Linked DNA regions of Homo sapiens: region 1 is linked to region 2. The links are chromatin contacts, found by Hi-C in ENCODE. All regions are on one chromosome and are shown on one strand. The core of a region is the stretch at or near the end of the contact, and the rest is flanking DNA. Distances in the headings are between cores, read along the strand shown.

Region 1 (5,741 bases), core at 2,078-4,577, 35 kb before region 2:
CAGCAAAATTATCCTTCGAACATGAAGAAGAAATAAAGAGTTTCTCACAGCAACAAAAACTGGGGGAATTCCTTACCAGTAAACCTACTTTACAAGAAATGGTAAAAGAAGTTTTTCAGGGACAAGGAAAATCATACATGTTAAAGCAATCTCAATTCATATCCCAGAAAGCTATTTTACTGAGACTGAAACACTGATTTTAAAGTTTAAATGGAAAGGGAATACTTCTAGAATAGCCAAAACAATACTGAAGAAGAAGAATAAAATTTGAGGACTCAGGTTATCCAATTTCAAGACTTACTTTAAAGCTATAGTGATCAAGACATAAAATAGTGTTGATTAAAGAATGCACACAAATTTCAATGGAATAGGATAGGGAGCCCAGAAATAGTCCCACAAAATACAGTCTACTTATTTTTGGTAAAGGAGCAAAGACAATTCAATGGAGAAAGGCTAGTCTTTTCAACTAATGGTGCTGGTAGAACAACTGGTTGTTTATATGGTAAATAAATAAATAATAAAATAACCTAGATATAGACTTTAGACTTTTCACAAAAATTAACTCAAAATGGATCATAGACCTAAGTATAAAATGCAAAAGGATAAAACTAAAAGAAAACATAGGAGAAAATCTAGGTGACCTTGGGTTTAGTGAGGAGTTTTTAGATGTAACACCAAAAGCATAATCCATGAAAGAAAAATATTAGATGAATAAGATTTTATTAGAATTCAAATCATTAGCTCTGTGAAAGATACTGTTAAGAGAATCAAAAGATAAACCATGGATGGAAAGAAATTATTAACAAAACATATATCTGATAAAGTACCTGTGTCCAAAATATACAAAGAACTCTTAAAACTCAACAATAAAAACCAGATAACCCAATTAAAACATAGGCAAAAGATCTGAACAGACCTTTCACTAAAGAAAATATGTAGATGGCAAATAAGCATAAGAAAAGACCATTCTTTGTAATCAGGGAATTGCAAATGAAAACAATGATGAGATACAACTGTATGCCTATTAGAACGGCTAAACTCCCCAAACTGACAATACAAATTGTTGATGAAGATGCAGAGCAACAGGAACTCTTATTCGTTGTTGGTGGGAATGCAAAATGGTACAACCACTTTGGAAGACACTTTGGTATTTTTAAAGAAAGCTAAACTTAGTCTTAACCATGCAATCCAGCAATTATGCTCCTAGGTATTTACCCAACTGCTTCAAAATCTTTTGTCCACCAAAAACCTGCATGCAAACCTTTAGAGAAGCTTTACTCATAGTTGCCAAAAATGTCCTTCAACAAGAGAATGAATAAATAAACTGTAGCATGTACAAACAATGGAATAATATTCAGTGATTAAAAAAATTAACAAACCACAAAAAACTTGAGTGAATCTTAAATGTATGTTACTAAGTGAAAGAAGCCAGTTGAAAAGCCTATATACTATATGATTTCCATTATATTTTCACTGGAAAATGCAAAACTATTGTGAAGGTTAAAAGATCAGTGGTTGCTGAGGGTATAGGAGAAGACAGAGAAGGCTGAATAGCATAGGGGATTCTTATGGAAGTGAAACTATTCTGGATGATGCTGTAATTGGGAATACATGACATTATACATTTGTCAAAACCCACTGAATTTAGAGAGTAAACTTTAATATAGAAAAATTAAAAATTTATTTAGGATGTTGAGGAATCCCAGGATGGAATTGCAGAATGTGACAAAACAATCTAATGGTATTACAAATGTATGAATAAAACCTCATTAAAAGGATAGGGGGAAAAGTTTCCAACCTAAGTATCTTTGGAAATGAGTGCAGTCTGTAAGACTAAAAGCAGAAGAAAATGTACATAAGTACTATACTCTAGGTGGTAAAGTTATTTCTTATGGGTTATTGGTTAAAAATTCTGATACTGCTATACATGTACACTGGAATTGGTCAATTATTTAAATGTATGGTTGGAGGAAATAGGTTCTCACTGTTGGAGTAGGAGTACATTGATAAGCAAGGAGAAGAAGCTAGAATGATCCATGTGGTAATGGATTAGAGTTGGCAACATCAGTATGAAAGCTCATGTTTAGCTTCCTATTGATACAGATGGTTACATTTAAGAATATTTATAGCTATGTATATATGTGGATTAGTTTACATAGAAATATTTTCTTGCTCTGTCTGATGAGAGAACCCTGAAACAATGACATCGCAGAAATAGTGAGCACACCTATTGCCCAGATCTTGGTTTCTAATACCATTCTCCAATAAAAGAAACTATGCCTCTTTAGAGAAGTGGTTTATTCTAGGGCTGGGGAAGGAAATCTGTAAGTTGAGCCTAAAGTATCTAGTAATGCCATAAATGAAAGAAGTGCTCAGATGAAACAGACCAATATAACCCACAGTGATAGCAGTATGTTAATTGAGGTATGCCAAAGGAGTCAACTGAGAGAGCTCTCAGTGGTGAAAGCTGGAATGATTTGAGCAACAAAATGAAGTAGTATTGAATTATAAACCAAATGATAAAATAGATATCCATGAGTTCATGCTGACATAAATAAATAATCGAATAAATACATAAATACAGGAGAAGAGGCAAATCCCCTATACAGTAGAATTCCAAATAATCCATGTAGTTACTCTGTCCTCAAAGAGGTAGAACAGAACTCCCCTCTTTAAGTGTGGGCTGTGCGTGGTGACTTCTTCCCAAAAGGTACAATGTGGAACGAGGGGAGCAGATAAACTTGCTGAGAGGAAACCTGAGAAACACTGCCTCATCCAGGTGATCAAGGTCAACATCAATAGCAATAAGTCATGTCAATCAATATGTGATTAAAATGGGGTTTTACCTCTGTGGTATTCCTCTCCAAAACTTAAAATCCCAGTCTAATCATAAGAAAACAAACATTAGAGAAATCCCAATTGAGTGATGAATTGAGTGATGGTTGGCTTCTGGCGAGGGCTTTCTTCCTTGCTTGCAGGTAGTTTTCTCACTGTGGTGGAGAGAGCTAGGGCACCAACACTACAGGATTAGGACCCTACCCTTAGGCTCTCATTTAACCTTTATCGTCTCCTTACTGGACGTATCTCCAAATAAGTCACACTGGGGGATAGGCCTTCAACGTAGAAATTTTGGAAGGACACAATTCAGTACATAGGAAGCACATTCTACAGAATACCTGACCAATACTTTTCAAAAGTATTAATGTCATAAAAAACAAGGTAAGTCTGAGAAACTGTCATGGTCAAGAGGAGCCTAAAGGGACATGATGATTCAATGTAGTGTGATGTACTGGATGGGATCCAGAACAGGAAGAAGCAGTTAGGGGAAAACAAAGGAGATCTGAAGAAAGTATGGACTTTGGTTAATCATAGTGAATCAACAGTGATTCATTAATGTGGCAAATGTGCCATACTAATGTAATAGTTTAATAGCAGAGGAAACAATTTTCAGAGTATGTCTCTATATATCTCCCTAATTTTTCTGTAAATCTAAAACTGTTCTAAAAACAAAGTGGATTATAAAAAATGATGTTATGGGATTAAAAAGAGAAAATGCAATTACAATGAGCTTTCAGAAGTATTTACAAACCATTTTAAGATAATGGAAGTTGACAGATCAGAAACACCATAACAATAGAGAATGGCAGGGACATTGCAGGGACAAACTAAATATTTCAGGAACAACTGTCAATCGGTACAAAGAAGGACTGAATTAGTAACAAATATACCACATATAACAATAAAGAATTCCAGATTTATCAAAAAGAAAAGCCTAAAAACCAAGAAGGACACTTACCCTGACTCGCTTTAAGCATAAACAGTCATGCACCCCAAAATGACGTTTTGGTCAATGATGGACTGCATATACAACGGTGGTCCTGTAAGATTCTTAGACTGTATTTTTACTGTACCTTTTCTCTGTTTAGTTATGTTTATATACACAAATACTTACCATTGTATTATAGTTGTCTACAATATTCAGTACAGTAACATGCTGTACAGGTGTGTAGCTTAGGAGCAATAGGCTACACCATACGGCCTAGGGGTGTGGCAGGCGATATCACCTTGGTTTAAGTACACTCTGTGATGTTTGCACAAGGGTGAAATCTCCTAACAGTGCATTTCTCAAAACATATCTGTGTTGTTAAGCTACACATGACTGTGTATCTGTCCTCTTCTTTTGCCTGAACTTGACATTCTACTTCTGTTTATATTTTCCCTTGACCTAATTTCCTAATTCTACTTTGATATTATTGTGTGTATATTATATTGTGTGAATCCTCTGTAAGCTCTTTCTACTACTTTTTGGAACAAGATAAGACATTTGCAATTGGAAAATAAATTCCCAACCACTGAAGAAACAGGATATCATCACAGATAAGGTAGAAGGTTCTCAGAGGTTTCTCCCTTTTTTTCTGCCCTATTCTAAGCTTTTTTTTTTTTTCTTAAGAAAACACATAATAGCCCACACAGAGGTAAGAACTAGTGACTAATTCATCTCAAACTGGCCCAGACTAGTCTCAATTTGATCCACCTCTGAGTTTTCAAGAGCTCTCTGGCCTCTGGTGGCCTCTAGCCCTTCCGGTTTTGCACCCTTATTGGCTTCTCTGGCTCAAACCGTCTCACTAGGAGCAAAGTATCTCTCAGACTCCATGTCAGGGGCTGTGTGTGGAGCTCTCTGTCTGGTCTCTTCTGCCTGGCCCAGGGATCCTGCCAGAGAACTGTCCCTGCGGGCTGTGATCCACTCTCCTAGGCTCTGCCTGCATCCTTGGGTCTGGGCCTCAGCTTTAAATACATAAAGCTGAAAAAGTTCTGTGTAACAAATAATAGGACAAAATTTTAAAGAAAACAACAGAATGACAAAACAATGGATAAAATTTGTTCCCAAAATACATACGCTGGCTGGGTGCAGTGGCTCATACCTATAATCCCAGTACTTTGGGAGGCTAAGGTGGGGAGATCACTTGAGGCCAGGAATTTGAGGCCAGCCTGAGCAACATAGTGAGACCCCGTCTTTACAAAAAATAAAATATTAGCCGGGGTGTGGTGGTGCATGCCATCTGTAGTCCTAGGTACTCAGGAGGCTAAGGCAGGAGTATTGCTTGAGTGCAGGAGTTTGAGGCTGCAGTGAGCTATGATGGCACCACCACGCTTCAGCCTGGGCAACAGAGTGAGACTCTGTCTCTAAAAATAAAAATATATGCTATGTATAAGAAGAATGCAATGCAAAATAATAAAAAAAATTATAGACATGTTACATAAATGTTTATGTAAGTGTGTCATTCCAATACTAAGAGCCATTTCAATGTTGAGATGAGACAGTATGTGTACTCACAAGAAAATTGAGAGAAAACATCAGCATGTGACAAAATGCATGGCTTTGCTCAAAATGAGGGTTTGTATATTGAAACAGCATTTTGGCAACATTTTATGCCTGTTTAAATATCATCACTGTGCAATTTTAGTAAAACACAATGGCAGTGGGCTTTGGTGAAGGCACAATTATACAGAGTGGCCGGCACTGTAAATTGCTATAGTCCTTTGGAGAGTAGGGTGGCAAAATTTAAGCACACATGCAATATTTACTACTGTTCCTCCATTTTGATGTGGTCTCAGTTCTGTTACTCTACCCATGGCAGTGATGTTCTGACCAGGCTCTAAGGAGTGCTAGAGGGAATGGGGGGTAAAGTTAGAGTTTATTTAGTTTTCTTCATTTGCCACAGCTTGTGTGTGTGTGTGTG
Region 2 (6,166 bases), core at 889-3,388:
CCAGCTTCAGGGTAGTATTAGTCTGATAACACTCACTTCAGCTGTACCAGGAGTCTCTTGCTCAATCCTGGGGCTTCTCTATTGCTGTCTTGGGGTATATCAGCATGGATCGTTTTCACCATTTGGATGCATGTGCCAACATGGACTTGCAGTGGAGTTGCCACCAGGACCCACTGGGAATGGGAGGTGGTGGATAAATACTCCCCTTTTCCATCCCTTGCCTGGATGATTCTAAGGCACCTTCTATGTGGCTCCTTGGAGTGTCCCTAATAGGCTGGAGACCTGCTGCTCACAGCGATCTGCTCAATAGTGCCCCTCCGAATCGACTTTCCCTCCTTTTCTGTCTCACTCTTCCCCAGCCCCTTCTCTTGTTCTTTGGGTTTACAGGCTAAAACAAACTACCTGCATGCCAGCCCTGCATGTCTCTGGTTCTGCTTCTTGGGTGTTAACTTAGGCTGAGACAGGTGGCTCTAAGAATTGACCAAGTGCTGCATGCTTACTGTAAGTTCACGAAACCACTAATACGATACTGGATTTACCCCTTTCAATGGTTTTCCACCGTTCTATGGATAACATCTCAAACATCTTATTTCCATGGTGGTAGGGGCTTCTCCAAGCTGAGACCTGCTCATATCTCCATCCTCCTCTTCCAAATTGCTGCCCATCTCTTCTGTACCTTGATCTTCCTGGGCTTGGTCCGATTCTTTTCACATGACAGTCTCTTGCCTTTGGATCAAGAGCATGCTGTTTCTTCTCACTGTGCTTGGCAAATTGTCACTCGTTGTTCAGGTCTCAACCTAAATACCACATCCCCAGGATGGCCTTGCAAATATCACTTTATTCCTCTATCAAATTGAATGCCTCTTTTCTTGATACCTGTTGCACTTGCATTTTCTTAATGTTTATGTTTCAGTCCTGAGTGTAAACTTTATGAGTGCAGGCATGGTGACTATCTTGTTTTCTGTTGCTTAATGCTTGGCTTAGAGAACATTTTAATAAATATTTATTGAATGAAAGAAAATTTATCTGAGCAAAGTTTCACCTGGCTGATAATTTTCTGTGTTCTTAAATGCCTTAATGTATCCCTTTAAAATATGAACAATATTCAAAAGGGTCTCCCTGAGCTGCTAAAACAAGACATCATTTTAATAAGATAAACAATAAATTTGTTGTTAGTGAAAGGATTTATATTTTTCAGCAGCCTACAAAAAGACAAAGACAAAAGCAAAGGCAAAGGCAAAAAGGTAAAAAGGCAATATTATAGAATCACATCAACTGATGAACTTCCCAGTATTAAGTATAGTATTGTTATAATCAGTTTATAAAATTTGATTGACAACTTTTAGAAATCATCTCTATTGGATAGAGTCTGTCTCTGCATGGTTAGGTAAAATTTGTAGTTTCAATTCTTATAATCTAAGTTCTACTTAAATAGAAAGTACTTTTAGCTTCCAAATAAGTAGAAAGAGAACTCTATTGATGGGTTAATAGAAAACAAGGGGTGCCCATCCTAGAAACTCTACTAGCCATTTTAGACACAGCAAAATTATTCAAATGGCTATACCATGGATTCTGCTTGTATATTTAAGGATAGAAAGTCTTTTATAACTGGGCTCATGCATCAAAAAACATTAAGATGAAGTTTAGGGCCACCCTGTATTAACTGGCATCAAATAGTCTAAATTTATAAACTAATACTGAAAATCTGGAATTGCATCAGAACTGTATTATGGTATAGGCAAGAAACCTCTGAATTAATGCTGTCCTTAAACAAGTTTCATTGATGAATGTGTTTGCAAATGGAAGTCAACTCTGGTCAATAATTAGAAAGATAACTCTTGATATTTTACAGAGTAACTGTTAACTAAGTTTATTATGTCTTAATAATTATAAAGATCACATGAAGTGCAAGAAAACATTCATTCATTCAACAAATATTTATTATTGAGTGCCTACTATGTTCCAGGCACTTCTCCAGGTCAATGAAATGCAGCAAGAACAAACTATATCTTAGCATGTTCTCTTTAAGAACAAATTGTACGATGGCAAAGGGCTGTGCAAAATCTCATTAAGAAGAAGTGACTGACATCATTGGGAATTAGTGTTGGTCTGGCTACAGGAAATTGTGAACAGATTGCTCATGGTGTTTTCTGAACAACTAGGAGCTTCAAAAAGGGGAAGCAGTGTCACGTATTTAATCTAGATTCAGCTGTTATAGCAGTTTACTTCAAGGCTGGAAATGTTCTTTTTCTCTAAGGAAATTGGGATGCACTGAACTAGGCTAATTGAACTCACTTCTCACTCAGCCACAGGTGTTCCCTTTGGTGGAACTGACCTCTCTCTTCTTTTCTCTCCGTAGGATCAGGGGAGACTTAGCCAGGCATAGTGAGTTGTTATTAATAAGACCAGAGAATAATTATATACAGAATTGACAAAGGCTATTGGCAGTCTTAGAAATTAAGGAAAAACTACATTTCAATCAGATTTGATAAGGCAAGATACAGTAAAAATTAATTTCTGGGACAAAATGGAAGGGATTTTGGATGTGCAATCTAGATCAGTGGTTCTAAAACTTGGATGGGCATCTATATCACCTGTTGAACTCACTAGATTGTAGGTGCTTCAACTCAACCACTGTGATTCCAATGCACACCGGTTTGAGAAACATGCGCCCAGGTATTAAAATCCATTTGGTGATGAACTCCCCACCATACTTTCTCAAGGATTTCTAGAGTCATTGGGTGAGACAACGATGTTTTTTTTAATGGTGCCTGTAGTAGATTCCTAATTTCTAAAAACCCATATAACAAATAAAAGCAAAAATAATCACAAAATTACAACATGGTAAATTCTTACTGGTTAGTAGATTATATTATCTAAGGAAGTCATCTATGACTACAGGGGCTATGGTTCAATCCTAGATCAAGTATTCCTTTGATTAATTGGGAAACACTGTAAAATTTGTCTTTTTATTGTTTTCCAAGCACTACAATTTAGTGTCTGGGGCCTGAACCTTTGCATCATTGACTATGGGGATAGAGATCTTTAAAACTTAAAAGAGCTTTTACTTAAAATGTATACCAACAGTGTATGAAATCAAGTGAATCAACTAACAGTGTGGAGATGTGAACTGGGTTAATGGGGTTGTTACCGCTATTTGGTAAAGAATGACTTTAAGACTGAAATCCAAAGACAGTCTTGTGGGTTTTTTTGTCTCTCCTTTGAGTGTTACTCAATTTAATGTATTTCCTGACAAAACCAAATCCCATTAAGAATGCTATATTATATAAACCCTTGGTTAGACATGGTTGCAAAGATTTCTTTCTGAAAGATGGTAGAAACAATTTTTCCTTTGATGTTGTCTCTCAGCATTCTGAATTTGATTTGTGAAGGTATTTTGTGCAGCACATCAATCTTTGCTAAAATTCTTCAAGTTTCTCTTTGCAAAAACCAGCAGAAATTTACCAGAGTAAATTATGAAACATTGCTGCAGTTGACTCCAACAAACCAGAGTTCCACAACAAAATGAATGTACAATACAAAAAATAAAATTTAGTGGGCCTTGTTATTGTTTTACATATAGTTTGGCCTGAAGGAAAAGTGAAACTAAGTTATAAATTAAGTTGTATATCATCTAATAGAATGAGGTTTTGAAGTAGTAATAGAATTTTGAAACTCTCTGAATTCTTGTCTAAAACAAAAATCATCCCTTCTTTTTGCTGTATTCTCTTGAATCAGAAGCCTATGTTTACCAGCTGCTCTAAGTCACTCTTTCCTTTATTGCAGTGTTTGACACTATAATACCTTAAAGTGGGGGTTGCTTATCTTGGGAGTGGTGGTAAATGTTGAGTGAATGTGGGAAGGAATTATAGATGTTTAACAACTGTTTGCAAAGGTTCCAGGGTTCTTGGGAGGGAACAGGAAATATTAATTTTATACTAGCTCCCAAAGCCAAAAGGAAGAAGAAAAAAAAGAAGCTTCTTAATCTGTTTAGATTACCTCTAAGGAGATGAGTCATGAGTGAAATTCAGGATTAATATACAAGAAGAGCTCCTAAGAGACCGTCTAGACTACAGGCCATCTTTCTCTTTCACAGAACTCCTCCTGAATTTTTTTTTTAAGAGAGGAAGTTCTCTGCCATATTTTAAATACTTAGAAGAAAAGGGAATTAAGGAACTGAGTAATCAGCCCAGTATCTAATAGACTTCATCATCAAAATAATGTTCTTTGATTTGTTTTAACTTCTCTGATGGCAATTTGCATTTTCTTAGGATGTGTACACTCAGATATATTACAATTGGATTTATATAGTTTATTTTTCTGCCTATTTAAAAAATTTGGTCAAAAGTCATTTTTAATTGTAAACCTTTGCAAAATCACTATTCTATGTCTTAACACTTCAAGGCCTATGTTAATTTAGCTATGGTAGTTCTCTAAGTCATCAACACAGATATCCCTTTCTATTGTCATTGATACATTTTAAACTACTATTGGGAATTTTTCTTAGCAATATGATTTTATGTCTTCCATATATCTTTTAGGGTAGTTATGAAAAATGTAAACATATAATTCAGCTAAGATGGCCCAGTTAGTGAGGGATGAATCCTCTGTATATTCCCCCAACTCCAGTGCTACTTAAAAGAAAGGAAAATAGTTAAAAAATTTTGTTTATGCAACTTCTACAAATAATATAAATGAATGCATTGCAGACCCAGCAATTTCATAATATGAGCAATTATGAAAATTTTCTTATGGATATACTGGGACTGGAAGCCGATTGTATTTCCTTTTCCTTATGACTCCCGCTCTACAGGGGATGGCTCACTCACCTCACTGCATTGCAGTGCTTTGGGACAGTAGAATTTGTCCTCAACCAAATTGGCCCCTTAACTCCTGCTACTTTGGAAGCCATTTTCTGCTGTTGTAGAAAATCAGATTTTCCTTGATGAGCACTTTTGCCTGGCTGGAAAGTAGGCGGGACTTCTCCTGGGAATAAGCATTTGTTCTGAGTTGCTTGCTGGGAGGCATGCTTCCTTTGGCTGTCAGATCTCCACCCAGGCATGGGATGAGGCCTTTCCATGGAATGCTTGTTTGCCCCTATTCTGAAGAGGTGCCTGGTAGCTGGGAGGTTCCTGGCTGCTGCTCCTCTTTGCTACAATATTTGATCTCCAAGTAATGCAATCCCCACCCTCACTCTTTGACGAAAGCTTTATGTTCTTTATACACAAAAATGTAAATTGTTTAACAATTTACCACATGAAATACTCACCTATGGAAAACAGCTCTGTAAATTCCAGTATATATATATATATATATATATATATACATTTGTTGAACAATATGCAATCATGAAAAATACTGAGTTTGTAGTAACATGGAAACATGCTTATGTTAGATGAGAAAAGCAGGATGCAAAATTGTATATGCGTTATGCTCACAACTAAGTAAAAAAGGAGGCCTGGTTCCTTCTGAAAAATAAATGCCTAGAAAAAGTCTGAAAGAAAAATTATTAAATTATGGTTGACAAGGAGTAGTAAAACCATTGACAATTCCCCTTTTTCTATGTTGTTTTCAAATTTCTGTAATAGATACGGTATTACCCTAATAGCGTAAATAAAAATTCAATACTTTCCCTTTTAAATGAAGCAAACAAATCCTTATTAGATTCCCTTTTGCTTTCCCATAGCTTGAAATAATAATCCTCCTTCTCTAAGTGATATTGTTGGATGGAAGAAAGAGGAAAAACGGTATGTAAATAAAGGTAACATTTTCATTCAACTAATTTCATCAGAAGCATACAGACTAGTACATATTTAATGAATACCTAAATAATTGAAATGATTTAGTGGAAATATAGCTGTAACTCCTTGAAGTGATTTATCTTTCCAATCTTGGCTAGGACAACAGAAGATACAGTTTTTAAATAAAGCCTTTCCTTGATGTAAATTTAGAAGAGTTGTTGAAGACGTTAACTTGAGTTACTCTATTTTACTAGTGATCATCAATTTACCTAGTGTAAATTCCCTGGTTCAGAGGTGTAGAAATTGAGACTCTGCAAGCAGAATGATTTACCACCATGAGTGGCAGTGCCAGGTCTAGAAGGCACATCTCTGGATTGCAGAAGAGTTCCTTTCTCACTATGACTCTGAGTCTCCCAAAAGCTAAA

What was found. Hi-C counts contacts between places; a loop is a spot of excess contacts on that map.
Region 1: a map of PC-3 shows a loop between it and region 2 (4-fold over the local background). The contact joins two enhancer-like sites. A Hi-C loop is called at or near these places in 2 of 168 maps with a recorded cell type or tissue (PC-3 and cardiac septum).

The regions. Positions count from the first base shown.
Region 1 is chr4:147,369,442-147,375,182 of GRCh38, reverse strand. No RefSeq gene overlaps it. Among named protein-coding and RNA genes, the nearest start is that of MIR548G, 28 kb to the right of the region's middle. Within about 2 kb of position 3,327, at least 2 of the 41 ENCODE cell types and tissues checked have a DNase peak (open chromatin) inside an H3K27ac peak, as active enhancers do.
Region 2 is chr4:147,332,428-147,338,593 of GRCh38, reverse strand. No RefSeq gene overlaps it. Among named protein-coding and RNA genes, the nearest start is that of MIR548G, 9.2 kb to the left of the region's middle. Within about 2 kb of position 2,138, at least 2 of the 41 ENCODE cell types and tissues checked have a DNase peak (open chromatin) inside an H3K27ac peak, as active enhancers do.